2 separate regions of the Mus musculus genome follow, and region 1 is linked to region 2. Evidence: chromatin loops called from intact Hi-C (ENCODE). Cell type or tissue: left cerebral cortex. All regions are shown on one strand. Links, peaks and the distances in the headings refer to the core of each region. The heading gives the core; the rest is flanking DNA.

What was found. Hi-C counts contacts between places; a loop is a spot of excess contacts. Peaks named below come from ENCODE experiments on the same cell type or tissue, not always from the same donor. Only the 100,000 strongest peaks of a DNase experiment are listed, where the experiment ranks them.
Region 1: a loop joins it to region 2, with 2.3 times the contacts of the local background. A loop is called at or near these places in 11 of 42 quality-filtered maps.

Annotation. Positions count from the first base shown.
Region 1 is chr1:34,693,674-34,709,261 of GRCm38, reverse strand. The region is part of intron 1 of Arhgef4 (Rho guanine nucleotide exchange factor (GEF) 4); the gene reads right to left. Among named protein-coding and RNA genes, the nearest start is that of Gm32920, 12 kb to the right of the region's middle. In left cerebral cortex, for the core only: a CTCF peak has its summit at 8,385 (motif pointing right); DNase peaks (open chromatin) are centred at 7,649 and 8,386; H3K27ac peaks cover 562 bases.
Region 2 is chr1:34,635,743-34,651,330 of GRCm38, reverse strand. It overlaps the pseudogene AA619741. Among named protein-coding and RNA genes, the nearest start is that of Gm38647, 23 kb to the left of the region's middle. In left cerebral cortex, for the core only: a CTCF peak has its summit at 8,690 (motif pointing left); a DNase peak (open chromatin) is centred at 8,669.

The DNA of each region.
Region 1 (15,588 bases), core at 4,505-12,504, 57 kb before region 2:
GCCAGAAGGATTCTAAAACCATTTCTGGTGCCAGATGACATGAGTTCCTCTCCTACATGACAAGATTTGTTGATCTGTTCCAGGCAAAAAAATGGTCCTTTTCCCGCCTCAGTTCTTAACTAAAGCAATTCACCAAGCCAGAAATGCATTGCTTATATGCTTAAAACAAAAACTACCATATATACTCCATTTCTTTCCAGGTCACCCATGAGGAGTATAAATAATGGGCTGAGGAGATACATTAGTTGTTAAAGTTCCTGTCATGCGAGATGATGACCCCAGCACCCCCTGTATAAATCCCAGGTGTGGTGACATGTGTCTGTAATCCATGTGCAGGGTGGGAGGATCCAGGTAGGAAAGTCAGGAGGGAAAGGGAGAGGGAGGGGGGAGGAGAGGGGGAAGGGGAGAGGATCGGAGACTGGAAGGGGTAAGAAGAGTGGGAGGGACAATAGGAGATGGAGGGGGAGGGAAGGGAGAGAGAAGGAGAGGGAAATGTTGGTCCTTAGCTATCTTTCTCCTTTTTAAAATTCTGTCTGAGGTTCCAGCCTGTGGAATGGTGCTGTCCACAGCTAGGGTAGGCTTTCCTACTTCAGTTAATCTAGAAACACCCTCATAGGCATCCCTGTTAATGCTTGTCTCTTTAGTCATTCTGGATCCTGTCAAGTTGACACTCAATATTGTCAGAAGCAATCTAGGAAAGGCTATGGCAAGCAAGTGAGTTTTCTGGAGATGGCCCACTGTTTTACATGGCCACAAGGCGTGAGCTCTGAGATGCAAGGTCCTCAGAGACTTCATCCCAGGATAGCTTCTCTCTGCTGATCTGCCTTTCCTGCCACTATTATAGCTTAATGATTCCTTGGTATCAGCCCACCCTATTGGGAAGAGCACCTATAGAATCAATATGAAGACTTTACTTCCATGTAGTAATGCTGTGCAGAGAAATTGATGATTTCATAATTCCTGATAATGATTTTATAGAACTCCTAAGTTGATGCAAATAATCTCAAGCCCCTATAGAATAAAAGTTGAAAATAGAGCTCTCTAACTTTCATATGTCATGAGCTAATTGCACTAGGGAAGAAAAACAGGTTTGGAACAAATTTTTGACCAAGGAAAAAAAATCCCTTCTAGGTTAGGAATGAGGCCACTATCTGATAACTAAAGGTCATAAACTGGGAATGGGCAATTTATTGTAGGTGCAAGGAAAGAAAATAAATGATGGACTAGTCTATATAAGACTTCAAAATAATAAGACACAAGGCAGATGAGTTGTCTCTTGTCAAAGCCGTGCTAACTTGTAACATAAAAACTATTGCTTTAAACTTATAATGAACTTGTGGAGCCATAAAATACATTAATAAATGTTTAGTCAGGTACTAGTCTTAATGGAAAGACATGTAAACAATTCTGCTGTAACTCTTTAAGCCTTATCAACTTATAACATGAACTATTACCTTAAACTTGCTATGAACTTATGGAATGTAAAAATGCTTTTAAAACCATGAGATCGATTATCCTGAGAAGGTATAAAAACTAAGAACAACAATAAAAAATAAGGTGGAGTGTAACTCTTTTCTGCTTTATCCAGTATGCATGTCTGTCTGTCTGTCTGTCTGTCTGTCTGTCTCTCTCTCTCTCTCTCTCTCTCTCTCTCTCTCTCTCTCTCTCTCTCTCTCTCTCCCCTCTCTGGCTCATGAAGAGTTATGGAACTCCAAGCCCTTGCCTGGCCAGCAACTTTTGGCCCCTGAATAGCAAGAGATAGTTAAAGGGCAGATGCCATCAGCCTCTGGTCTGCCTATGGGCACACACCTCAGTACCTAAATGTCAGCACATGTACTGGCTAGTTTTGTGTGTCAACTTGACACAGCTGGAGTTATCACAGAGAAAGGGTTTCAGTTGAGGAAATGCCTCCATGAGATCCAGCTGTAAGGCATTTTCTCAATTAGTGATCAAGCAGGGAGGGCCCCTGTGGGTGGTACCTTCTCTGGGCTGATAGTCTTGGTTTCTATAAGAGAGCAGGCTGAGCAAGCCAGGGGAAGCAAGCCAGTAAGTAACATTCCTTCATGGCCTCTGCATCAGCTCCTGCTTCCTGCCCTGTGTGAGTTCCAGTCCTGACTTCCTTTGGTGATAAGCAACAATGTGGACCTGTAAGCTGAATAAACCCTTTCCTCCCCAACTTGCTTCTTGGTCATGATGTTTGTACAGGAACAGAAACCCTGACTAAGACAGCACAGGACCCCAGTACAATATTAACCATCACACCCCATAAATAAGATTGTTACTTGGCAAAAACAAAAAAACCAAACCAAACCCTGATTTTGTAGATGTAATTAGGAAATGATTTGGTCAGCCTGGAGATGTAGAAAACACCTTGGATAACAGGTCTGATTGTTTGTAGCCACTGTGATCCCGGCATCTGGCTCTCTTGCTACAGCTTGCCATGGTGATCCAGGAAAAAACCTACTCTACACTCAAATAAATGGATTGAGTCTGGAATCCACCACAGCCACAGTATTGCACATAGCCTTTGCCAGTTGAGCCAGATAAGGTGGTCAGAGCTTTGCCATAGTTGCGAGCTCTGACTTGTGTCACATCTGGCTGCCTTTGAGCATGCGATTACCATGCCCCATCCAGCAAATAAAGCTTGAGCTTTATCTCTAGGCCAGGTGATTAGTACCTTCAATTAGAACTGCAAGATCCTCTTATCATCTACTGTATCCTAATCCAGAGCGTAATATTGGGAGGGAATGGGATTTCTGTGTATCACGCACGGCAGGCAGCCACAAACTGCTCTTGCCTTCAAGTCTAACAAGGGTGTCAAAGAGAAGCACTAACAGGCAGCTTTAACAGCATGCGGGTTAGGTCTGTGTCACTGTAGCTGGCTCTTTAAAACTCCTCTGGGAGATGGTGAGACATTTGTACGTATGCCCGTGAGGGCTTTTTCTGAGATTAAATGAAGCAGTAGACTTGACAAGATCTAGAATAACCTAGAAGACAGGTCTCTGGGCATGCTGTGCAGGAGTTTCTAGATTAAGATAATTAAAGGGAAATGACCTGCCTTTGGTGTGAGCAAGTCTACCCCATGGGCTGGAGACTTGCACCGTTTAAAATGGAGAAATGGGTTAAGTAGCAGAAATCACCTCCCTCTGGCTCCTGACTGTGGGTGCAATGTGACCAGCTGTCTCCTGCTGCCCCTGCTACCCCAACTGTGAATCCACATAAACCCTTCCTTGAGTTGCATCTGTCAGATGTCCCATGCATGGGTGTAATACCAAATGGCCAAAGCCCTGCACATCCGTGCTGCCTTCACATCTACTGATAGAACCAGAACTGCTAATGGACAGTTATCATGAAGATGCAGCTGGTAAGAGTAAAGGCGGCTGCTGGGCAGCTCCAGTAGTGTTTTAGGGTACTGCGGTCCTTCCCAGGGGCCTCTACTCCTTACTCTTGAGGAGGGTACAGCTCCAGCCTAGAGTGTCTTCTTTGCCAGTCACCTTCCTGTCCTGCCCACTGCCTTAGTCTCATGGAGACCAATGGGCCCAATCTATGATCTGTAATTCGATGTCCAACCAGGACACTTAACACTGTTCCTCCCTCTCCTTGGCCATCAGCTTAGCAGCTGGATCAGTGTTTCACCCATGCCTAAAGCCATGCTCCATCCTTCAGGGTCAGATCACATCTCCCCTGTCAGCTTTCTGACATTTGAAAGGACACGGCCTTTCACCTCAGTCCCACACCTGTAAGGTAGCCACCACCTAAAGGAAGGGTTTGGAACAGTGTGTATAAACACACGAGGCACAGCCCAGCACACCACCAGCATGTCCCCCCTGCCACCATTTCTGTGACAGACTTCAGAAGACCCACCACGTTCCTGGCCTAGCTCGGACATCAAGAGAAGGGTTGTGATAATGGCTTCTTTATACCCGTGGATGTGAACGGGAGAAAATACCAACAAAACAAAAACGACTACTCTACAAATGAAAGGAAACCCACTTTCTGGTTTGTAGCATTTTAAGTATTAATTTCAGCACACATGGATGTGAGCCTGTCTTCTTCCTCCATCTGTACACATCTTAAGTATGTGGGCTGACAGCACAGGGGACCACTGGTTGGTTACAGCTAAACACAAATACAGCTGAAATAAGCCTGTTGCATTTGGCAGCATTGGGTTCATTGGCTCGTTTGGCCTTCCCACTTGCTTTATGTCCTATCTTAATCTCTTGTCTTTAACTAGCAGAGATGCAGCGCTTTAGAAAAATTAAAAAGGCTTTAAAAATTTGTGAGGTTTGAATGAGAATGGCCACCATAGGCTCAAAGATCGAATGCTTGGTCATTATTAGGGAGTGGCGTTATTTGAAAGGATTGGGAGGTGTGGCCTTGTTAGAGGAAGTGTGTCGCTGAGGGTGGGCTCTGTGGCCCGGAGTCTCTCACTTGCTGCTGCCCATGGATCCAGACATAGAGCTCTCAGCTACTTTTCCAACATTGTATCTGTCTGTATACTGCCATGCTTCCTGCCAGGATGACAATGGACTGTAAGCCAGCCCCAATTAAATGCTTTCTTTTATAAGAGTTGCCTTGGTCATGGTGTCTCTTCACAGCAATAGAACACTGACTAAGATAAATTAGAAAGGAACCAGCCAGCTCTGTGCCTGTGCTAAGCGTGCCGCTGGCCTGAGCAGTCCCTGTAAACTGACAGAAGAAGACAAATCGAGGGAGAGTCCTGAGTAAAATGACCTTATGGGTGAAGCCAGGTGTGGTGGTGCACGCCTTTCATCCCAGCACCCAGGAGGCAGAGGCAGGTGCATCCGCGTGTTTGAGGCTAGCTTGGTTTACAGAGCAAGTTCCAATACAGTCGGGATTATACATAGAAGTCTTGTCCTGAAAAACCTTAATAAACTAACTAACTAACTAACTAGTAGGTGTAAAATGGCCTGCAAGGGGTACACAGGAACGGTTAGATCTTCCCCCTTTTCTTTATTTTAAAAGACACTTTGAAACTTTATTTTGTAAGAATGTCTGATATAAGAACATGGGGAAGGGTTCTGTAGATAGCAAGCAAGCAGACGGATAGCTTGCCAATCAGTTCTCTCCTTCCAGCTGTGGGGGGTCCTGGGGCTTAAACTCAGGTTGTCAGTCTTGGTGGCAAGGACCTTACCTGCCGAGCAGGCTCACCATCCCTCCACCTGTCTTATTACACTAACAATATGAAGCTTGGGTCAAGCCAAGCGATGTAACGCAGCACATCAGCCTTCAGCTCAGGGACCACCGCGTGCGCGAGCCCCACAGCTCCACCTGAGACCCTTCAGCTCAGGGAACTGTTGCATGCATGAGCACCCGCGTGCTCGAGCACCATAGCTCTCTCCTCTATTTATAGCAGAGACTTCACATCAGTTAGTCAGAAAGCGGTGAAAAAAATTATCCCAAACAAACCTAGCCTCACAAATCAAACATCTTTAGATATTTAGACAAGCAGTCGATGGCTCCTGAGTTAAATCCAACCTGACATCTTTTCATGAATAAAGTTTAACTGGACACACAAGCCATGTGTTTTTGTTTGTTACAGCTGGTCAGACTACTTTGTGAAGTGCTCTGTGTCCACCCATGATTTTTGTCTTGAAACCTTAACTCCATGAACATATATTCGAAGACAGGGCCTTACGAGATAGAGCAATAAAGGTTATATGAACTCATCAGGTTGGGCCCAATGAGATTGGCTTGGTGTCTCTATAAGAAAAGAGAGGCCAGGGATGTTTGTGCACAGGCTACAAGTCCCGCAAGGATACAATGGGATGGCACTATCTATAAATCAGAAACCCTCCCTGAATGGCACCTCAAACTCGGACTTCTGTGTTTGGGCTGCCAGTCCGTGCTTCACTGTTATCTCAGCTAGCACTGACTGCGATCCAATATGATTAATAAATAAAAGGGACCACCCCTGTCTGTGTGTGTGTGTGAGAGAGAGAGAGACAGAGAGACCGAGAGAATGGGTGGGTTTGTACACGTGCATTTATACAGACTCCTCTAGAGGCCAGAGCTTAGCATTTACATTTTCTAGAGGCCAGAAGTTGTCACTGGAGTCTATCGCTTTCTACCTTTTTTTTTTTTTTTCTGACATAGAATCAGTGTTTCGGTTAGACTCACTGGCCCTAAAGTCCCTAGGGTCTGCTTCTCCCCTGCCAGCACCGGGATTGCAGGTGTGTGCCACTAACCCTGACTTGTACATAGGTTCGGGGGATCTGACTTCAGGCCCTCATGCTTGCGCTGAACACACCCCACCCACTGAGTCATCTGTCCAGCCCAACCCCATATTCTTAGACCTCGAGGAAGACCTTGAAGTAAGTAATCTGTGGATTGAAGAAGGAATCCCAATAAAACACAGATCATATCTTGAAAAGAATGATTTAACAATATGGCAAATGAAGGTTGCCTGGCGTGCAGATAAACCATTCCTTTGGGGAGCGGCCTGTGCCTGAAATACTAGAAAAGAGAGTCTCTGTAACAGTTAAGACTCTTTTTCAAGAGATTAACAGGTGAGTGGAAAGTCAAGTCGATCCAAACAACAGAAGGAAAATCACAAGCCTTTGGGTAACATCACAGCCAGCCACTGTAACAGAGCGCACCCAAGCCAATAGTAGTTTGCTTTTGTTGACGCTCTCTTATAAAAAAAAGGGGGGGTTGATTTATTTTATTTTATCTGCATGTGTATTTTTATCATGATCTATATGACTCTGGTCCAATTAATTATTATGGGATACAGAACCTGGCCAGCTCAGCGGGTGCCCTCTGGACTAAGATCAGTGCTTGTTACAACAATATTAAAAGACGTCAGTTCCTCTGAGGTGATGTGTAGATCCAAAGGATACCGATCAGAATTCCAGCAGGATTTGTATGCATTTTAAGGAGCTCCTAAAGTTTATATGGAAATACAAATGTCTTAGACTAGTTAAAACAATCTCAGAAAGGAGGTGTAAGTTAGGGTGGCACACTGCCAGGCTTGGGGTCTTCAAGGAGAGCGACAGTAACTGAAGCAGCGTGACATAGTGTGAGGACACCTTGTAGAACACATTATGACCCAAACCACATTATGACCCAAAGTTAAGCCATGCAGATTTACAAACTGTTGGTGCCAAAGGACTTTATTAGGGGAAAACAATCTTTCAATTGGTGGTGGCAAAAACACAACACACCTTTAGATTTTTAAGAAGTCCATCAAGGTGACTTAACCACTGCGAGAATTAATCCAATATTAAAATTTCTGGAGCATTTGGGAGGCTGAGGTAAGAGAAATTTGAGGCTAATCTGGGTTACATATCAAAAACCCTTTTCAAAAACTTCAATAGTTCCATGTAAACAAGTGACCATGCTAGCTTAGCATGTGCCAAGTATTAGGTTCAATTCCTAGAACCATGAAACAAATCATAAAAATACCATTTTCTGCCAAGGAAACTTCTAGCAGCTACCACCCCCCAACCCCCAGCTATTCAAGGAATAAAGAATAAAAAACCTTATTAAGGCACTCACTGGATGTGAAGCTCTTAGATTTAGCTAGGGGTGGCTGGCCAATGAGTCACATGGATCCGCCTGTCTCTGCACTACCTGTGTCTGCCTACCATCCCCCGCCCCGACACGCCCACACCTGGCCTTTTAAGGATGCTGAGGATCTGAACTGAGATAGATCTTTGGGCTTGTGTGGCAGGCATTTTACGAGCTGAGTCACCTTTCCAGCCCCTGTTTTCACCTATGCTCCTCCGTTTAGCTTAATAATAAAAAACAATCCCATTCCCACACACCAGCCAACCGGAGCCCTCCAAAAGGCATCCTTTAAGGAAATTCTTATTTGCCATGTAAGAAAGAAAAGGCAAAGGAGAATTAAGAGACTTATCTAATCCCTGCAGACAGAGCAAGTCATAGCAAGGCCACTCGCAAGAACCACGGGGAGGGCCGTCCCACCAGAAGCACTAGACGGCTACCAGATCAGCTGTGTGCTAACCTGTGCCCATTAGGGCTCCTTGCTTCCCCCCTCCCCAACTTGAGGAGAAAACCAGAGGACAGACTGCTTGCACTGCTGTCTCAAGGCTGGTCTGCAGAAAACAAGAGAGAAGTGAATGAGGCAGACACAGAAATATTGCGACTCGAGCCTCTAGCTTGTGGATCTTGGAGAGGTAGACAATTTGCTGCCCCCCAGACAGTAACACACTTGCTGACTTGTAAAAGGAGAACAATAGGAATGAAACTGCTTCCTGGTGAGAGGTGCCAGGAAGTCAGGACAGAGGTGGACAGCAGCCCTGATGTCCCGCTATGAAGTTGGAGCAGGTATTTCACTACAGCTTTCTCCAGACTCTCACCTCTCAGGGAAAGCACCAGGAACAGTCTATCGCCACCAGAGGGCACCAGGGATCTCGCAACAGTGTTCATTTATTGCCAAAAAAGCCTTGCTGAGGGGCTACCTCGGCTGCAGGAAAGCTCAGGACAATGTCACCAGTAGACGCCACACCATCAAATGCCCTACCCTCTTCCAAGCCACACTACATCTGGCCCTTGTCCAGTCACGTGAGGTTCACTTTTTTTCTGATCACGAGGGGTGGACTGAAGTACGTAAGACTGATTGAAATTATATTCATGTCCCAGGTAGTTCTACCCTTTGAAACTACATAAAAAGTGGCCACTTTTCACTCTCTTTGTTAATAAAATGGCGAACTGACTGAAACAGGCACCCACTGGTTCTCTAAAAAGCAGAGCCCACTGCTTGTGCTGTCTAACCTTCCCTGCAGATGGGAGGCGGTGCCAGGTCCTTCTAGTTGCTCGCTTGCATCAGAGTTGAAGCTAAAGACAGGCTTGGACTCTCACAGAGCTAACACCACTGGTGGATATGCTGATATGCTATCACAGCTGGGCGGCTCCCCGGGCTGGGCGGCTCCCCGGGCTGGGCTCTCGTGTTTTGAAGCTCTACTGAGAATGGGGAGAAGAATGAGCCTCATAGCCAGAAACAAGGTCGCTCTGTTTCATTTGCCCCAGTGGTAGATGTGAGAAATTTTATTCTCAGGGCTCTGAGGGCCTTTTTCCAGGATCTGGGAGAGCAGGGCTCAGTGTCCTAGAATGTTGGCACGAGTCTGTCCCTCAAGTCAGGATTCAGAGAACCTAATGCATGGACAGACAGGTGTCCGGAAATGTTGGAAAGTGCCACAAAGTGTGTGTGTGTGTGTGTGTGTGTGTGTGTGTTTTCATGAATAGGGTTTCCTTGTTTCCTCCAGAGATAAGACACTGAGGTTTAGAAACGTCTCCTGTAGGTTGGGAGATGACTTAGTGTGTGGGTGAAGCGTCGGATGTACAGGCATGAGGATGTGAGTTTAGTCCCTGTCTTAGTTAGGGTTGTACTGCTGTGAACAGACACCATGACCAAGGCAACGTTTAATTGGGGCTGGCTTACAGATTCTGAGGTTCCATTATCGTCAAGGCAAGAGCATGGTAGCATCCAGGCAGGCGTAGTGCAGGAGGTGCTGAGAGTTCTACATCTTCATCTAAAGGCTGCTAGTGGAAGACTGACTTCCAGGCAGCTAGGCTGAAGATTTTAAAGCCCACACCCACAGTGACACACCTCCAAAAAGGCCAAACCTCCAAATAGTGCCACTCTCTGGGCCAAGCATATTCAAACCATGACATTCCACTCCCTGGCCCCCATAGGTTTATTCAAACACATAAGTCCATGGGGTCAAATGGAGCCATAACATAATAAAAAGTTACATTTAGTCCAACTTCCAAAGTTCCCATAGTCTATAGCAGTCTCATCAATGTTAAAAGTTCAAAGTTCAAGTCTCTTCTGAGATCCATCCAGTCACTTAACTGTAATCCCCGAATCAAGACAGGAAACCAGCTGGGCAAACTCCAAACTCTGCATCTCCATGACTGATGTCAAAGCAGTTTTCAGACCTCCGATTCCTCTTGTTGACTGAAACAAACTTCTTTCTCCTGGACTAGTTCCACTCCCTGCTAGCAGCTTTCCTCAGCAGATATGGCTCTGGCATCTCGAAAATCTTAAGGTCTTTCAAAGCAACTTCAATGTTGCAGCTTCTTGTCCCAATGTCTGGGACCCGCACATGATCTTCTGGGCTCCTCCAAAGGGCTGGCATCACTTTTCCAGCTCTGCCCTCTGTAGCACTCTAAGCTCAGGTGGATCCACTCCACTGCCGATGCTGTTCATGGTGATCATACCATGGTACTGGCATCTCCAATGGGGTCTTCTGTTGCAATTACTCTTCAACAATAGTTTCTCATAGGCTCTCTTCATGGTGCCAAACCTTAAATCCTTTGCATGTAAGACCCCTTCAGTCCTAGGCCATCAACTACAACAGGCGCTGCACCTTCACCAATGGCCCTCCCTGGCCTTTCACAGTGCCAAGACTCAGCTGCTCTTCATGACCCCTTCCTTCATGCCTTCATATCCAGTACCACCTGGGTGATTCTTAAACATTACCAAGAACAGCTGCAGCATGAGGTACAACCTTGGCTATCTCTGGAACACAGCTTCTTTGGACTCTCAGAAAACACTTCCAAGAAGAGTTCACCTCAATGATGCTGGTCTCTTCTGAATCACCACTAATTTCTTAGCTCCAGCTAACCAGGATCAATTGTCCCAGTAGTCCATCCTAGTTTTCACTCTAAAGCCAGAGCCACGTGGCTGAAGCTGCTGTGTTCTGATGCTTGTTGGGGCTGGAGCATGGCCTGCCTCCTTATTCTATTACCAGCTTTTTGTTTTCCAACTCTGTCTGCATAGGCTTGACTTTCCAGGAACTTGCTCTATAGATGACCTTGAACTCAGAGATCTGTATAGCTCTGTCTCCTGTAATGCTGGGATTGGTGTGGTCCACCAAGCCTGGATTTAAGCTTTTCTTTACCTAGAACTTGCTTTGCTCCGGGCTGGCCTTGAACTCATAGATCTCTTTGACTTTGTCTCCTGGGATTAAAGGTGTGTACCACCGTGCCTGCATCTAAATTTAGCTGGGTGGGATCTTGCCCCCAAATCCCTAAATCTGTCATCTTCTAGAATATAGGATCAGTCCCATTTCACTTCCTGGTGCCCCTTTAATATATTTTATATTTTTCCTTTCTAAGCTAGCTATGCTTCTTTAAAATGTTCTTCATGTGACTTAACCAGAACAAAGTCTCTGCTGGGCTTTTTTGAGACTTTTTCGTCAGTGCAATTAATATAAATTGCTTTACCTTAGACTCAGGTGGACTCTTCTGACAAGGGCAAAAAGTATCTACATTCTTTACCAAAATAACACAAAAACAACCGCTAGACCACATTCTGAAATCTTCACTGAAACCTCTTGGGCCAGGGCCACACAATTCAAGTCACTTTCAGTAACAAAGTCCCGTATTCCTACTAGGATAGCCCATTAAGCCCCATTTAAAGCATTCCATGGCTTTCCAAATCCCAAGTCCCCAAATCCACATTCTTCTAAACAAAAGCATGGTCAGACCTATCACAGCAATACCCCAGTCCCTGGTACCAACTTCTGTCTTAGTTATGTTGTGAACAGACACCATGACCAAGGAACTCTTATAAGGACAACATTTAATTGGGGTTGGCTTACAGGTTCAGAGGTTCAGTCCATTATCATCAAGGCAGGAACATGGCAGCATCCAGGCAGGCGTGGTGCAGGAGGAGCTGAGAGATCTACATCTTCATCTAAAGACGACTAGTGGAAGACTGACTTCCAGGCACCTAGGCTGAAGATCTTAAAGCTCATGTCCACAGTGACACACCTCCAGAAAGGCCACACCTCCAAATAGTGCCACTCCCTGGGCCAAACATATTTAAACCATGACAGCCCCCAAGTCCCAAAAAACCAACAAACCAAACAAACAGAAATCTGTGTGGTGATCCACTGACATGTACCTGTAATTCCAGCACTGAGGCGCCACAGAAAGCAAAATGCCTGAGACTCTCTGGGTATCTGAGGCACAACAGCTAAGGTTGACCTCTGACCTCCACATTCACAGACACACTCTATGCACACACAATCTTTGGTTGAGGTAAGAAACAAGGCCACAGAACCTCTTCCTGGTCCCCATTTCTGAACAGCATCCTGAAGCTGGGGTCCAGGACATGCTCTCTTCAGCTGACGGGACTCCACCCCTGCCACAATCATTTCTGCTCCACCTGGCCACGCCCACCTTCCTTCCGAAGTCCCTGTTCCTTCTTCCTGCCCACACTCAGTTCTTCCTGAGACCCTGCCCCACTCTCAGGTGCTAAGTCTCAGCTCATCAAAGAGGAAGAATATTGTTTACTGCCTCTGAGCTGGGGAGGAAACGCCACACAAGAGAAGAAGCCTCAATAATTATGGAAGGAACAATGTGGCAAGCTTCCCTGCACAGAATAACAGCAGTGGATGGCGATTCTTCTCAGAGGCACAGGGACTTTCACATACTCCCCAAATTCCTCTTCAGCGGGCAGTTCCCAGAAAGGGATAATAGCTTCCTGGCTGCTGCCAGGCAACCCGAAGGCCAATGGGCTCTGCTTGCCAAACTAGGTTGCTGAGCAGGACCTCTTTCAGGCTTACTGAGCACACTCACTGAGGATGCCAACAAGCAGTACCACTCCAGCCCGGAGCCTCTGATCCCCAGGGTTAATGGGCAAAAGCACACACAAGACATTTTGTACCCTTTTCCTGTAGGGTTTGAATCAGTATGACCCAGTCATTCCCCAGCCTAGAGAGACCTGCAAATACAGTTTCCATGCTCTACTCCATCAGGGAGAACACAGTCCCTGGAGCTTGCCTACCAACCTAACTGCTTTCCCTGGTCTCACTTTGCTAGGATATAAAGGCTGTTGTTGGAGCTGGGGTCATTGTTCAGTTGGTGTTTGCCTCATATGGGAAGTATGGATGCCCACACACGTACACGCACACACAGACACACACAGGCACACACGTACATTCACACCCAGGTTATTGTTCTTGGTATGCTAATTTCATTGTCATTCCATCTCTGCTGATTAGTTATTATAGTAAACTCGACACGCTATGGAGTCACTTGGGAAGAGGGATTACAGATTGCCTCCATCAGATTGCCCTGTGGCTGTTTCTATGGAGCGCTGTCATATTGATAATTGATTTAAGAAAGCCCAGCATCGCTAGGTTGGTGGGTCTGGGTTGTGGAACACAATGAGCTGAGCACAAGCCAACCAGCCGCTTTCCTCCATAGTTCCTGCCTCTTCCTCTCCTATCTGTGTTCCTGCCTGGCTTCCCTCGATAAGGAACGGTGATGTGGAATTGTAAGTCAAGTAAGCCACAGCTAAAAACAAAACAAAACAAAACAAAACACCTTCATATGGCAGGCAGGAACAAACATCCAACACTCATCTCCTCCCCAGAGTAGGGACCAAGTGCCTACGAGGATTGCTTCTTTACCTCACGGTGTCCTCTCACCTGATCAAGAAGGGCACTACCAGCCAGTGAAGACCAAACAAAAGGCCTTCTTGCCCATCCACATGCTAGCTGCCACCCAGTGAGCAATGCTTTCTAGTAGCTTCTCTATTCTACAGACCAGCAGCCTTACTCCCCTAGCCTTCCCCTAGCCACACAGACCTTCCCAAGCCTCCAACATGGCACTTTTTCTCCTATGTCCTCATTTACTTATACTGTAAATTGTTTTCTTGAGATAACCTGACTCAAGGGTGGTCGTTCGGTGATGCAGCTGCCTTTGAGTCACCCCCTCCTCCTGTAAGTAACCCTTCATTCATACTACTGAAAGAAACCCCAACAGGCTCACTGGGTCATTAAGTTGGACTCCAGTGGTATCATTAACTTGGTCTATCATTAGTGCCCTATCTAGAATGAGTAGAGCTTTGTTTACATCTCCTCCAAGAGTGTCACACAACGGTGACCACCTGCTGTCTTCAATGACTCTGATTTTTATCTCTATCATAGCCTTCTGTAGTAGACTGAGAAGTACCTCAGGGATAGTGATTCACACACATTGTGTATGAGGTGTGTGTGTGTGTGTGTGTGTGTGTGTGTGTGTGTATGAGGTGTGTGTGTGTGCTTAGATAAGATCATGAGAACTGTCTTAATCAATGGTTTGGTGAATGATGAGTTAAATATCTTAGAAAACTATTGAGAGGCAGTAGAGGCTGTACAAAGTAGGGCCTGTTGAAGGAAGTAGGTCATGGGATGCACCTTTGAAGAACACATCTGGCATGGTCCCTCCCTGTCTTCACTGTTCTTCCTGAGAGTGATGACCTTTTCTTCTCCTACCTGTCATGAGCTAATGTGAACCTCCTTATCTTTTTCATTTAGTCTCCCAGACACTTGGTCACAGCTATGGAGAAATTACATTGTTTGAAAAAAAATTATTTTTTGACAGCTAATCTTAATTGTCAAGTTGACCACATCTGGAATGAACTTAAGTTCAAGCAACTGGGCATAACTTTGAGGGGTTACTCTGATTAGATCATTTGAGGTGGATAGGTCTGCTCTAAGTTTGGATCAGTTGAGGTCAGAAGCCCCACCTTACGTCTGGCCTACACCTGCTGGTGACAGCCTACATGAAAAGACATGAGAAGGAAGCGTTTGTGTTCTGTCTGCTTGCCCTTACTCTCACAGGCACGTTCATCCTGCTGTGGAGGCATTACTTTTCTGGTGTTAGAACCTACTGACCAGCTGAGACATCCAGCCTTGTGGATTGTACAACTTTTAGATTCTTGGCCTTTCTACCAGAAGACAGCCATTGTTGGACTAACTCAAGAACAGAAGGTAAGCCATTCTGATAAATCCCTTTTTAGTTATGTAGATGCATGCTGTCAGTTCAGATCCTCTAAAGACACCCAACCAATATACCTGGCATCTGTAAGAGTCCACATTCAATCTCCAATATAGAAAAAAAATCCACACGAAAGGTCCATCTCCAGGTAGAGATGGAGTATCCATACCTCACCCTACCTCTCCACTGAATGCAGCTATGAAGCTGAGAACTCTTTAAAGTAAAGAGTTAGAGGAACGTATAACACAAAGAAAGAATGGGTAGTTCTCTTTCCTGTGATCCTTTATGTCTCAACAGAGATCACAGTTGAAATTAGAAAATATTTTTGAAAGAAGTGGATATAAGAATAAAATCTGTGACAGAGGGCCGGGGCCCGTGTGATGGCTCAGCTGAGAAAGGCACATGTTGTCAAGGCTGACAAACTGAGTTTGATCCCGGGAACCCATATGGTAAGAGAGAATCAGTTCCTAAAAGTTGTCTTAGGACCTCCATAGTCACTCTGGGGTATGTGAATGCCAACACACATATGTACACTCAGACAGCACAATAAATACTTTTAAAAACAAGGAACCACTGATATCATAGATAAAAAAGGATAACAGAGGTGCATTATGGGTATGTCTGCGCCCATAAATTTGATTGCTTAGATGGAGTGGCTGAATTCCTGCCTAATAGGCACAAAGATAACATCTCTCTACCAACACTCAGAGGCAAATATCACATATGAAAGGGCACTGCAGAACAGCACCGTGCCCAGAGAGCTTCACCAATGAAGTTTAGCAAATATTTGAGGACGAAATGATACCCAATTCTTTACAGCATCTT
Region 2 (15,588 bases), core at 3,800-11,799:
CTCATCACAGCAACTAATATAAATAATAATAAAATTTTAAAATAATGAAAAAAAGTGGAATTTAAATATAAAGATAACCACATAACCTGCTGTTGGGTCAAAGCTCCAGGCCAGGCTGAGAAGGAGTTGGGGGTCTTGGGACTTTGCAGTGTTTCCAGGCTGGTGTAGGCAAGATCAGTAGCAGGCAGTAGACAGAGGAACAGAGAAGAGTCTAAGTTGTCTGTCATCGTAGACCCCACAAAAACGTGGGCTGAGGGCAAGGGACATCTTTGGGAATATAGCTGTAGTGGCTATTCCTGGTTGTCAACTTGACAATATTTGGAATGAACTACAATCCGGAATTGGAAGGCTCACCAGTGACCCTTATCTGGAGGCTTGGAGATCCTTATCTGGATCTTGGTTTGAAGATCTTGAGCCATAGTGGCTATGGATTCCAGAAGATTGAATCTCCGAGTTAAGGAACACACCTTTAATCTGGGCTATGCCTTTCATCTGGGATTAAAGGTGTGGTGGAACACACCTTTAATCTGGGCTACACCTTTTGCTGGAGACAATATAAGGACATTGGAAGAAGGGAGTCTAGCTCTTGCTCTTGCTCCTTCGCCTGCTTGCTGCGTGAGACTGAGTAACTGCTAGATCCTTGGACTTCCATTCACAGCTGCGACTGAACCATTGTTGGGAATTGGGCTGCCGACTGTAAGTCATCAATAAATTCCTTTACTATTTAGAAATTATCCATAAGTTCTGTGACTCTAGAGAACCCTGACTAATACAGAAGTTGGTACCAGGAGTGGTTCTAGAGTAACAGAAGTACAAGGATGAATCTTTTAAAATACTGGAATTGGCTTGTTGATCCACCTGCACTTTCAAATATTGAAACCTCTCCAGATTCTCTCCCTCCTGGGAGCTCAGAGAATTTTGAAGACCCATGGTTGAAACTATATTCCGAACTTAAAGAAGCTAATGCCCTTGATTTTCTTAATGAATTAGGTGATTCAGTGCACAAAGCTTTCTACAAGATGGGGAAAAAATCGAAAAATGATTTTACTGGCTGGCTGCTCTTAGTATCTGTGGAAAAAATGATGAATGAAAGGAAGGAGTTGTGTGATAAAATCGAAAGGCTCCAGACACAAGTAAACGATCTAAAAGTTGCTAAGTGTGTCCTTGAGGAGAATCTTCTCTCTTGTAGCAATAGAGCTCAAGTTGCAGAAAATCAAACAGAAACTCTCATTGTAAGGTTGGCTGAACTACAGAGAAAATTCAAGTCTCAGCCTCAGAGTGTGTCGACAGTTAAAGTAAGGGCTCTAATTGGCAAAGAATGGGATCCTACAACATGGGACGGGGATGTGTGGGAAGACCATGTTGAAGCTGAGAATTTTGAATCCTCAGATTCTCAAGGGTTTGCCCCACCTGAGGAAGTAGTACCCTCAGCCCCACCTCTTGAAATAATGCCTTCCCCACATGAGGAAATTAATTTTGCAGAGTCTGCTCACGGCCCACCAATAGTTTCTTCTAGACCTGTAACCAGACTCAAAGCAAAACAGGCTCCTAGAGGGGAGGTAGAAAGTATAGTCCATGAGGAAATTCGCTACACTACTAAGGAGCTTAATGAGTTTGCTAATTCATTCAAGCAGAAACCTGGTGAATATGTGTGGGAATGGATTTTAAGGGTGTGGGATAAGGGTGGAAGGAACATAAAACTAGAGCAGGCTGAGTTTATTGACATGGGTCCTCTGAGTAGAGATTCTAGGTTTAATACGGAAGCTCGCATAGTTAAAAAAGGTGTCAAAAGTTTGTTTGAATGGTTGGCTGAGGTGTTTATCAAAAGATGGCCTACTGGAAATGACTTGGAGATGCCTGATATTCCGTGGCTTAGTGTTGATGAAGGGATTTTAAGACTTAGGGAAATTGCAATGCTAGAGTGGATATATTGTGTAAAGCATAATTGTCCACAATGGGAAGGTCCAGAAGATATGCCTTTCACCAGCTCTATAAGACGCAAATTGGTGAGAGGGGCACCAGCACATTTGAAGGGTTTTGTTCTTTCCCTTTTCCTTGTGCCAGATCTTAGCATTGGAGATGCTTCTGCTCAATTAGATGAATTAAATTCACTGGGTTTAGTTGGATCCCGAGGTAACAAGGGCCAGGTGGCAGCATTGAATCGCCGGAGACAAGGTGATCCTAGTTATTATAATGGACAGCGTAGACAAAAGAATGTTTATAATAACATACCCAGTAATGGTCAGCACAGGAGAGGTGAAATTTATAATGGCATGACTCGCTTGGACCTTTGGTACTGGCTAATCAATCATGGTGTTTCCAGGAATGAAATACATAGGAAGCCTACTGCATATTTGTTTGATCTGTATAAGCAGAAAAATTCTCAAACAAATGAAAGAAAGGCTACATTAGATCGTGGTAAACAGCAATCTCGGCCAGTGAATCAATTTCCAGACTTGAGACAGTTTGCAGATCCGGAACCCCTTGAATGAAGGGGTGGCCAGGTTCCTCTGAGGAAGGATCTTGATAAGACACTCAAAGGTTTTGCTGTTACCCTTTCTCCAGTTCTTCCCCAGAGGGACCTACGGCCTTTTACAAGGGTAACTGTACACTGGGGAAAAGGAAATAATCAGACTTTTCGGGGTCTGCTGGATACTGGTTCTGAGTTGACACTGATCCCAGGGGATCCCAAGAAACATTGTGGCCCTCCAGTTAAAGTAGGGGCTTATGGAGGGCAGGTGATTAATGGAGTTTTGACTGATGTCCGACTCACAGTAGGTCCAGTAGGTCCCCGGACACATCCTGTGGTGATTTCCCCAGTTCCAGAATGTATAATTGGGATAGATATACTCAGAAATTGGCAGAATTCTCATATTGGTTCCCTGAACTGTAGAGTGAGGGCTATTATGGTTGGAAAGGCCAAATGGAAGCCTTTAGAGTTGCCTCTGCCAAAGAAAATAGTGAATCAAAAACAGTATCGTATTCCTGGAGGAATTGCAGAAATTACTGCCACTATCAAGGACTTGAAAGATGCAGGGGTGGTGGTTCCCACCACATCTCCGTTTAACTCTCCTATCTGGCCAGTGCAGAAAACAGATGGATCATGGAGAATGACAGTTGATTACCGAAAACTAAATCAGGTAGTAACTCCAATTGCAGCTGCTGTACCAGATGTAGTTTCCTTACTTGAGCAAATTAACACATCTCCTGGCACCTGGTATGCGGCTATTGATCTGGCAAATGCCTTCTTCTCAGTACCTGTCCATAAGGACCACCAGAAGCAATTTGCTTTCAGTTGGCAAGGCCAACAGTATACCTTCACAGTTTTGCCTCAAGGATATATTAACTCTCCTGCCCTGTGTCATAATTTAGTTAGAAGGGATCTTGATCGTTTGGATCTTCCACAAAATATCACATTGGTGCACTATATTGATGACATTATGCTGATTGGACCAAGTGAGCAGGAAGTAGCAACCACTTTGGACTCATTGGTAACACATATGCGTATCAGAGGATGGGAAATAAATCCAACCAAAATTCAAGGACCATCTACCTCAGTGAAATTCTTAGGAGTCCAGTGGTGTGGGGCATGCAGAGATATTCCTTCTAAGGTGAAAGATAAGTTATTGCACCTGGCCCCTCCTACAACCAAGAAAGAAGCACAACGTTTAGTGGGTCTATTTGGATTCTGGAGACAACACATCCCTCACTTGGGTGTGTTACTTAGGCCTATTTACCAAGTGACTCGGAAAGCTGCTAGCTTTGTGTGGGGCCTGGAACAGGAGAAGGCCCTTCAACAGGTCCAGGCTGCTGTGCAGGCTGCTCTACCACTTGGACCATATGACCCAGCAGATCCGATGGTACTTGAGGTGTCTGTGGCTGATAGAGATGCTGTTTGGAGCCTCTGGCAAGCCCCTGTAGGTGAATCACAGAAAAGGCCTTTGGGATTTTGGAGCAAAGCTCTACCATCATCTGCAGACAACTATTCTCCCTTTGAAAAACAGCTCTTGGCCTGCTATTGGGCCTTAGTGGAAACTGAACGTCTGACAATAGGACACCAAGTCACTATGCGACCTGAACTACCCATCATGAGCTGGGTACTATCAGACCCTGCAAGTCATAAAGTGGGACGTGCACAGCAGCAGTCTATTATCAAATGGAAGTGGTATATACGTGATCGGGCCAGAGCAGGTCCTGAAGGCACAAGCAAGTTACATGAAGAAGTTGCTCAAATGCCTATGGTTTCTACTCCTGTTACAATGCCATCTGCTGCCAAGCATGCACCTATAGCCTCATGGGGTGTTCCCTATGATCAACTGACCGAAGAGGAGAAGACTAGAGCCTGGTTTACTGATGGCTCTGCACGTTATGCAGGCACCACCCAGAAGTGGACAGCTGCAGCATTACAACCCCTTTCTGGGACAACCTTGAAAGACACAGGTGAAGGGAAATCTTCACAGTGGGCAGAACTTCGGGCAGTACACATGGTATTACAGTTTGTTTGCAAGAAGAAATGGCCAGATGTACGATTATACACTGACTCATGGGCTGTAGCTAATGGATTGGCTGGATGGTCAGGGACTTGGAAAGATCACAATTGGAAAATTGGTGAGAAAGACATCTGGGGAAGAAGTATGTGGATAGATCTCTCCAAATGGGCAAAGGATGTGAAGATATTTGTGTCCCATGTAAATGCTCACCAAAAGGTGACTTCAGCTGAGGAGGAGTTCAATAATCAAGTGGATAAGATGACCCGTTCTGTGGACAATCAGCCTCTCTCCCCAGCCATCCCTGTCATTGCTCAATGGGCACATGAACAAAGTGGCCATGGTGGTCGAGATGGAGGTTATGCTTGGGCTCAGCAACATGGGCTTCCACTCACCAAGGCTGACCTGGCTACAGCTGCTGCTGATTGCCAGATCTGCCAACAGCAGAAACCAACACTGAGCCCCAGATATGGCACCATTCCTCGAGGTGACCAGCCAGCAACCTGGTGGCAGGTTGACTACATTGGACCACTTCCTTCGTGGAAAGGACAGCGTTTTGTTCTTACTGGAGTAGATACTTATTCTGGTTATGGATTTGCCTTTCCTGCACGTAATGCCTCTGCTAAAACCACCATTCACGGACTGACAGAATGCCTCATCTATCGTCATGGTATTCCACACAGTATTGCTTCTGACCAAGGAACTCATTTCACAGCCAGAGAAGTACGACAGTGGGCTCACGATCATGGAATTCACTGGTCTTACCACATTCCCCATCATCCTGAAGCAGCTGGGCTGATAGAAAGATGGAATGGCCTTTTGAAGACGCAGTTACAGCGCCAATTAGGTGGTAACAGCTTGGAAGGCTGGGGCAGAGTTCTTCAGAAGGCAGTATATGCTTTGAATCAGCGCTCGATATATGGTACAGTTTCACCCATAGCCAGGATTCATGGGTCCAGGAATCAAGGGGTGGAAAACGGAATAGTTCCACTTACTATCACTCCTAGTGACCCTCTAGGAAAATTTTTGCTTCCTGTCCCCATAACTCTAGGTTCTGCTGGCTTAGAAGTTTTGGCTCCAGAGAGGGGAGTGCTCCTACCAGGAGCTACAACAAACATTTCATTGAACTGGAAGCTCAGACTTCCCCCTGGTCATTTTGGGCTTCTAATGCCCTTAAACCAACAGGCTAAAAAAGGAATAACAGTGTTAGGAGGGGTGATAGATCCAGATTACCATGGGGAAATTGGATTACCTCTTCACAATGGTGGTAAGCAAGATTATGTCTGGAGTGCAGGAGATCCCTTAGGGCGTCTCTTAGTACTACCATGTCCTGTGATTAAAGTCAATGGGAAACTACAACAGCCTAATCCAAGCAGGATGACAAAGGACGCAGACCCATCAGGAATGAAGGTATGGGTCAATCCTCCAGGAAAAGAGCCAAGACCTGCTGAGGTGCTGGCTGAAGGTGAAGGAAATACAGAATGGGTAGTAGAGGAAGGTAGTTATAAATACCAATTAAGGCCACGTAACCAGTTGCAGAAACGAGGATTATAAAGTAATATGAATGCCCATTGTAAATTTACTAATGCGTTTGCGATTGTACGAGGGATAGTTATATCATGTTAGGCGTATTTACAACCTTGTTATTGTTTCATGTGAACATGAGATATTATTTGTGTCAAGTTGACAAGGGGTGGATTGTAGTGGCTATTCCTGGTTGTCAACTTGACAATATTTGGAATGAACTACAATCCGGAATTGGAAGGCTCACCAGTGACCCTTATCTGGAGGCTTGGAGATCCTTATCTGGATCTTGGTTTGAAGATCTTGAGCCATAGTGGCTATGGATTCCAGAAGATTGAATCTCCGAGTTAAGGAACACACCTTTAATCTGGGCTATGCCTTTCATCTGGGATTAAAGGTGTGGTGGAACACACCTTTAATCTGGGCTACACCTTTTGCTGGAGACAATATAAGGACATTGGAAGAAGGGAGTCTAGCTCTTGCTCTTGCTCCTTCGCCTGCTTGCTGCGTGAGACTGAGTAACTGCTAGATCCTTGGACTTCCATTCACAGCTGCGACTGAACCATTGTTGGGAATTGGGCTGCCGACTGTAAGTCATCAATAAATTCCTTTACTATTTAGAAATTATCCATAAGTTCTGTGACTCTAGAGAACCCTGACTAATACAATAGCATTCTAACTCTGCACTTTTCTTCTGCTGTACCCACATCCTCTGGGTGACTTCTTGATTCTCAGCATCTTGTCTTGCTGTGCCTGTGCCTCCCCACCCCCACCCCAGCCAGGCTACCTATAGGCAAGGTTCTCTTAGGGAGACTCGTACCTGATGCCCCAGGGATCAGGGCCCATCAGTGCTCACCCACAGCTCTCATTGTCTCTCCAGACAGTGTCTCCTTTCCCTGTACTGCCAGCTTTTGACTATTCTCCTCCTTCTCGTGGCTCTTCCAGGGAAGGTTGTCCACCTCTACATCCACGCTCAGACCCAGGTATAGTTCTGTCTTAGGGAGGATGTCACCAGTCCACTAGCTCACAGTTGGGATGGGCTTGAGGGTGCTCAGTGAGCCTTGTAGCATGGGAGCTGGGTCTCAGTGATAGCCTGCAGGACAAGGGGAAGCCTCTAGAGGTAGATAAGTTGCTTTTCTTTGAAATGAGTTTGACCTTCTCAGAAATGTTTCCATTCTGCCTTGTCACGTGCTTATGAAGGTGTGCTGCCTCAACTCAGAGGGTCCCTGTTCAAAGCAGGGAGTGAGCTGCACTTAGCAGGCCCGGAAGGGAGAGAGCGGTCAGTACAAGGCTCCTTGTTCCTATGATCTCATGGAGTGAGGCTACGATGGTGGGAGCTAATGGCATGCTTGTTCTGGCCTCTGTTCTAAATATGGCTCCAGAGGAAGGCTCTAAACGCTTCCAGAATGAGGGTGCTGCATCTGGTGGCACCTGAGGTTTGGGCTCTGGCAGCCCTTTTTGGTGGACACTGGGAGCAGAGAGCTGTCCCATGGTTCATAGTGAAGATGTTCCTTCTATATTTTCTATCACTCTATGGTAAGGTCATTGTATCTATCTGTCTGCTGAACAGCTGAGGCAGGGTTTTTTTGTACACACATACACACATATACATACACATATACACACACATGTACATACACATATACATACACTCACACAACACATACATAACATATGCACATACATACACATATGTACACACATACACATACACACACAGATACACACATATATATATACATATACATACACACATACATACATATATGCATGCACACAGAGATATACACACACATACACATATATATGTGTGTGTATATATATATATGCATGCATACATACATACACACATACATATACACACACATATATGTATATATATGTACATATACACATACACATACATACACGCACATCATATATTCTTCTTTTCTTTTCTTTCCTTCCCTTTCCTTTCCTTTCATTTTTCTTTCTTTTCTTTCCTTTCCTTTCCTTTCCTTTCCTTTCCTTTCCTTTCCTTTCCTTTCCTTTCCTCTTCTCTTCTCTTTTCTTTTCTTTCCTTTTCTTTTTTGAAGCAGGGTCTCTTGTAGCCCAGGTTAGCCTCAGACTCTCTATGTAGCTGAGTGGGACTTGATGACTTTGCACTTCGATCATGCCGTCTACACCTCCTAGGTTCTTGGCTTACAGGTCCGCACCATACCACACCCAGCTCTGTGAGGTTCTGAATGGAGAGCCAACCTAAGGCTTCCCGGACACTGGGCGAGCATTCTGCCAACTACTGATCTATGCAAGGTGGGGCTTTATTAAACTTGAAAATCTGACAAGCACTTGACAGAGTGGTTAGCTGGGCTGTGTGAGCCATCTTGTCCTGGAGTGACATCCTTTCTGAAGGGCTCCTTGGGCTGCACACACTCCCCTAATCTTACCCTATGAATCAGTTTCTATGCCTGCGTTTGGAATTACTAGAGTCTAGGTTGTGGCTACGCTACAATAGTTCACTCTCCTAGATGTCGCAAGTTTTCCTCCTCCAGGCCACAAAACAGGAGAGCATGTAAGTTCATGTTCTATGCAGTGAACTCATCCCAGTTAGGGCCAAAGGGGCCACAGAGAGCTGCATCTGGCCTCCGCCCTATGGCACTTAATATCACCTTCATTTCCCCTGGGCTACAGCGCCCTCGTGTGGCTGTCTGCGGAATAGCTTCGATTGCGGACTTCAGACTGAAGAGTCTCAGACTCATCTGAGCGCATCTTATTCTCAGAGCAGTTTAGTGAACCCAAGGGAGTGAGCTACTTTAACCAACTAAGTTGAATCACCTTAGTGTCTGCAGCACCTTCAGGCTCCAACAGTCAACTGCCCTGTACTGAGGGTCTGCCACGGCACGGACACTGCTGGTGGATAGAGTAACCAACTGCTTCCTGATAATACTCTGAGCCATTTGCGCAATGAGGTGAGGAATTTGGGGGGAATTTGGGAGGCTGAGGTGTTTAAAATGGAGAAATACAGTCTTCCATGGCCAGCTGTTAACCTGCAGAAGGTAAGAAAAGCAAAGACTGGGAAGTGCCAGTCACCAAGTTCAAGGAATATTTTGAGGTACCTGCCAGGGCTTACTGGGGTTCCTAGAAAGGTCCCAGAGTCTACGTTTCTGATGTTTAGTGATAAGAACTATCGTGATACCCCTGAGCACTGGCTTTCATGCTGAGTGATCACAGAGGGATTCTGCAAAAAGAAATGGGCTGCTGAGCTCTTCACAGAAGGCAGAGTGCCATTTGGTAGACTCAGCCCTCACACGATGGTGAGTGCAGGGTTCAGCTGCAGAACATGGTGACTGGATTTGTGAAGTTCAGGGCTCTACAGGCCACTCCACAGCCTTCTCCCACATTACTGATGGAGTTGGGACAGGAGGTCCGCTACCCATCAGCTGTGACTCTGACAAGTGCCTTGTGCCTGGTCAGGATGTTCTGGTCCCAGAAAGGCAGCCGGAACAACCCTCACATGATGGAAGAAAACAGGCTTTCTGAGTTGGCTGCTTGTCACTGAAAGTCTTTTTTTTTTTTTTTTGTAAAGATTTATTTATTGTTATACATAAGCACACTGTAGCTGTCTTCAGATGCACCAGAAGAGGGCGTCAGATCTTATGATGGTGGTTGTGAGCCACCATGTGGTTGCTGGCTGGGATTTGAACTCAGGACCTTTGGAAGAACAGTCAGTTCTCTTAACCACTGAGCCATCTCTCCAGCCCTTGTCACTGAAAGTCTTAAATGAAGCCACTGTGAAGTGCTTGCCACACAAGCATGGGGAACCAGTGTGAACCCAGTGTGCCTTGCAGTCTCAGGGCTGGGAAGGCAGAGACAGGAGGATTGTGGGGACTTGCTGGCCTGCTAGCCAACTATTATTAGCAAACTTTAGGCTCAGTGACAGACCCTGCTTCAAACAGTAAGGTGGACACCCAAATGTTGAGATCTGGCCTAGACACACAGACATAGACAGACAGACAAGCAGACACCCACACACATAGACACACGCATGCATCACAGTCCTCCCCTCCCCACCCATAGCTCACATTCACAATAAATACAGGAAAGCCAGGGAGCTTGTTCAGGGTATGGATACTCACTCTTTTAAGATAAGATGTGATATATAGAGAAATGGAAACACAAGTTTGTTTAGTTTTGGACAAAATGGGGAGGGTGAAAAATATGAACCCATCTCTCTTCTCTGCAACAGTGTTGCGACTTAGTGGAAGGCAAACACACTTGGGGCAGGAAGGTCTTCCTTCTGGCACTGGAGCATAAGATATCCTGGAGGGATTCCATTTTGACAGACAGGATAAAAAGAGGCTCAGTCTGGGTCCTGGGCTTGGGGGAGGGAGTCTGAACTGAAACATCAAGATTAATACATGAAAGAAACCAGTCTTCGAAAGACTGGAGGCTCTTCCTCACCCAGTGTGGTGGTTTGAATACACTTGGCCCAGGGAGTGGCACTATTAGGAGGTATGGCTTGTTGGTGGAAGCATGTCATTGTGGAGGTGGGCTTTGAGACCCTCCTTCTAGCTGCCTGAAAGACAGCCCCTTTTTGTTTGTCTTTGAAACAAGATGTAGAACTCTCAGCTCCTCCTCTTGCACCATGTCTGCCTGGATGCTGCCATGCTTCTTGCAATGATGACAATGGGCTGAACTTCTGAACCTGTATGCCAGCCAACTAAATGCTGTCCTTTATAAGAGTTGCTGTGGTCATGGTGTCTCTTGACAGGAACAGAAACCCTAACTAAGACACCTGGGTTCTTCTAAGAACAGTGGATGCCAAAGGCCCTCAAACTTCAAGCAGAAGAGAGGACAGTTGCGGCAGGATTTGTTTCTGCTCACTAGTTCACTCTTGTTCTTGGGAACACCCTTCCTTTCTTAATGAGCTACCCCTGTTCTTATTTCTAATGGTTTCCTCTAAGAAACTTTTATTAATGAAACTGGGAACCGAAAAGGAAAGCTCCTGTTTCCCTGGTAACGATCCTAGGTCCCTGGTCAATGGACCAGCCAATTAAAATGCTCACATCTTTTAGAAGTTGTCTGTGAGATTTACTTTGCCTTGGTATATTTCAGTAAAGATCACTGTGATCTTGATGGCGTCGATGGCCTATTGTCTTCCTGTCAACCACACTTTTGTTATGACTGCTCTGGTACCCAAGCCCCATGTTTTCCCTAAACCAAAAACTCAGGCTCTAGATCTCATTCGTGACTCAGTTAGACACTCACATAGCAGTTTCTATGTGCCACGCACAGGTCTAACCCAGTTTATAACGGCAGTTTGTGGGACACGAAGGTGGGGCAGAGTGAGGCATCGTCTCAGCTGTTTCCCAGTCCTGTGATAAATCACAGCGACCAAAAGCAAACTGGGGAGAAAAGGGGTTTTATTTTAGCCTGCAACTCTCAGACTCCACTCCATCACTGAGGGAAGTCAGGGCAGGAACTGAAGCAGGCGCCATGGAGGGATGCCATTTGATGGCTTGGTCCTTATAACTTGCTCGGTTTGCTCTGGACCACCTGCCCAGAGACCAATCTTTTGGTGGCATTTTCTCAGTTAAGGTTCCCTCCTCCCAAATGACTGTATCTTACATCAGGTTGGCATAAAACTAACCAACACCACCGCCCCCCCCCAAAAAAAAATTAAACTCATCAAAATTTTATGGTCAGTAAGGGTCATACTTGGAATTCAACCTCCTCTTGAGACAGAGTTCCCTCTACAGGCCTCCCCCCACCCCCCCACCCCTCCACCCCCCATACAGAAAAAGTGGTGGGAGTGAGGGAGTTATTCCTGTGACTTGAAAAGGAATCAAGTAATCTGAGAGATGAAGCTTTCTACATAGCCAGCCTGGCTTCTGGTTAGAGGGGTGTGATGACCCCTCCAAAGTGACTTGTGGTTCTTTACAATGCCTTCTCGACCACCTGCTGCTTCTGCTTCTTTAGGTCCATGCTGCGACTTTAATTTTAGGCACTTTTTTTCTTTTATTATATGTCAGACCCAGAGGGCAGAGAAAGAAAAACAAAACAAAACAAAACAAAAACAAAAACAAACAGGCCTGGATCAAGATGGGTAGGGATGTCGACAGAGCTGGGGACTTCTTCCTTAGTGATCTCACCAGCCCCTTCCTCCCTCTGGAAGATCATTCTGGCTGCTCGGCGTCATCTTTATCACATCCCAGGGACCCTCAATCCTGTGGGACACGGAATGACATTTGAATTCAGCATGCACAAAAATAAAAAAAAATAAAAATAAAAAAGCGTGTCTAGCGAGGAGGTTATCAACAGATGCCCCTGTGGCAGGAGGGCGCATGTTTATACTGAGGACTTTATCTGGCTGACCGATGTATTAGAAGTGCGTTAATACAGTGTGTTGTGAACCAGGAGTCAAATTATCCTGAGCTGTCTATCATCTCTTTAATAACCATCCACTGACCATCTCTGTCTCTGGCTTATTCTTGCTTTGACTGTGAAGCAAAACCTTCAGTGTGTATTCTTAGCAGACCACTGGCTTCCACCAACCCGGAACAAGAACGCTAACAGAGAGCCTCTGAGGCTGATCACAGAGACTTCCTGCTGTACTGGAATCCATTTGCCTGGTGTCCCCCATCAATATATTTGAAAAAAAATGCCTTGCTCATGAATTTTTTGCTTTGTAACTAAAACGTTCACAAAACCACTTCTGTGCTTAAGTGTGTTATTTGGAACAACCTGTTATGTGTAACTGTCCTCTGAGGCAAGCAACAGTCATTTGGGGAGTTTAGTTGTTCTCCCTTGCAGGAGATCATCCTAACTAGGTTGGTAGAACAGAGGCTCAGAGTAGAACATGAGATTCTTACCTGAGGATCCAGTTGCTCCCAGCCTCCTGGTCACACTGCGCATGGCCTAGGGCAGGGGATGGAGCATATATAGGTGTGTGTGTGTGTGTGTGTGTGTGTGTGTGTGTATACATGTATGTGTGCATATGTGTTTGCATGTGTTGTGTGTGCTTGTGTGTGTGCATACATGCTGTAAAGAGACACCATGACCAAGGCAAGTCTTATAAAGGACAACATTTAATTGGTTTTGGCTTACAGGTTCAGAGGTTCAGTCCAGCATCAGGAGATAATAGAAAGGTGGGAGCAGGGGACTTTTGGTATAGCATTGGAAATGTAAATGAGCTAAATACCTAATAAAAAATGGAAAAAAAAAAGAAAAAGAAAAGAAAGGTGTGAGCAGGGCAGCATCCAGGCAGGTGTGGTGCAGGAGGAGCTGAGAGTTCTACCTCTTCATATGAAGGCTGCTAGGAGTTGTTTGCCTTGACTGAAGGTGTCCCCCCACCACCACCTTGCAGGGTGGAAGTGGTTCATTTCCTACGCTTGTGGGGGACACATAGGTCTCATTGTTAAATCTTTATAAGCTGGGGTATCTTTTGAATGGTACAGAATAGACTTCATTTTTAAACTCCATTTTTTTATTGGTTATTTTATTTATTTACATTTCTTATGTTGTCCCCCTTCCCGGTCTTCCCTCCACAAATTCCTTACCCCCATCCCCTATGCCTCTATGAGGGTGCTCCTCCACCCACCCACTTCCACATCACCACTTTAGCATCCCCCTACACTGGAGTATCAACTCTCCACAGGACCAAGGGCCTCCCCTCCCACTGAAGCCAAACAAGGTCATCCTCTGCTAGTATGTAGCTAGAGCAAGGGATCCCTCCATGTATGCTCTGGTTGGTGGTGCAGGCCCTGGGAGCTCGGAGGAGTTGGGTTAGCTGATATTGTTGTTCCTCCTATGGGGCTGCTCCCTTCAGCTCCTTCAGTCCTTCCCCTAGCTCTTCCAATGGAGTCCTCAGTCTCAGTCGATGGTTGGCTGTGAGTATCTGCATCTGTATTAGTCAGGTGCTGGCATTTTCAACTGGAGTGTGAGAGTTTTTCTCTACTGCTTGTGTGAGTTTAAGAAAGGGTTCAGGCACCTCACCTCCAAGAAGTCACCTTTGTCCATCTTTGCACTGCCTGCAAACTGCCCAGCTTGCTCCTAAGTGCAGGGCCCCGGAACTCCTGTGTGTTAGATCTCAGTACAGATGCTGCCCGAGTGGTCCCCAGCAGCAGCTGTCTCCCCACCCTTATCATAGCCGACTTCCTAATTCTCTTTGACACAGGGAAATGGCTGACACCCCACTGAGAGCCTGTGTCTGGGCATCCATTATCCTTTCTTTCCTTAAAAGAGTCTAACAGGCGTCCTAGGTACTCAGACTCTGAGGTACAGGCACCCTCATATGACTCTGTGATCCTTATTTTTCCCTTGTGGAAGTTTACCATGCTCCCCTAAGCACCTGGACCCCAAGCAATCAGAGGGTCCAGGTGGCAGGCACATACATATGATGGGTACATACTGAATAAAGGGCCACATCTTTCCCCTGCAGACTGAGAATCAGAGACAAGCACACACGCGGACGATGTTAAGATAAATGCTAAAATAAATGCGGGTGAGGTATCTTTGGCGGGCCCGTGCCAAGGTATGAAATTACACCGCTGCCCAGTTCCCTGCAAACCAAAGGAGGGGAAAGAAGAGGCCACTGGGTCCCTGTTTTCTCCAGTCTCGGGGTGGTGGAGAGAAACAACATCCTGACTGCGGCCCCTGCCTGTTTTCTGCCAGGCCTAGGACTATGTGCTGCTGCACCTGAGTCTGAGACCCCAACTGGCTCTCACTCTTACTAAGAAGTTACGCTGCCAAGCTAGCTATGTAGATCTAGGGTAAGGCTTTTTGGGGGGAGGGGAGGGTGAAAGGCTATCGGCAGACAGACAGGGAGACGAAGGAAATGGAAAGAGAGAGACAGAGATGGAGAGAGAGCGCTGGAAGGAGAGACAGAGACAGAGGCGAGGGAGAGATTGGGGGGGGGGGGCTTTTACGCTCTGCAGCTGTTGGCCCTGGGTGATGATTTAAAGCTGCCTCTAGGTGCCTGATGGCCAACAGGTGGCATGGACCGCCTCTGAAATCCTTAAGGGACCTGTTGTGTGGGCCCTAGTACTTCCCAGTACTTCCACTGTTTGGGGCCCATTTAGCTTCATAGACCCTCCATCTTGTACTAGGCTGAATTCTAAGAAACAGCTAGCTTCCCAGAAACAGTTTCTGGACAGGACACTGATGCCAAGTGACAAAGGGACCTCCAAGCGGCTTCGGAAGAAAGGAAAGAGAAAGCCTGCTTTGTTGCCTCAGGAATCCCAGCAGCAGAAAAGGCGAGCTTGTAGAAGAAGAAGATCGAAGTTTTCACTGGAAGATGCTATTCCCCGAAGTGCTGGCACCTCAGCCTGGAGCACAACCCGCCAACTGGCCAGTATATTCGGCTTCACACCGGATGAAATTCAGAGTAGCTCGGGCCAGACCTTCTCAGATGTGGATTCCTCGGACGCTGCCAGCACCTCCCGCTCTGCCTCCACCAGCCTTTCCTACAGATGGACGGTAGGCAGGAGAAAGCTGGCAGCCAAAGCGCCCAGGACCCTGCGGGCAAAGCTTTGGGCGGCCGAGCTGGATAAGCACTTCGCCTCAGACAATGCAGAAGGAGCTGCGGGCCCTGAGCAAC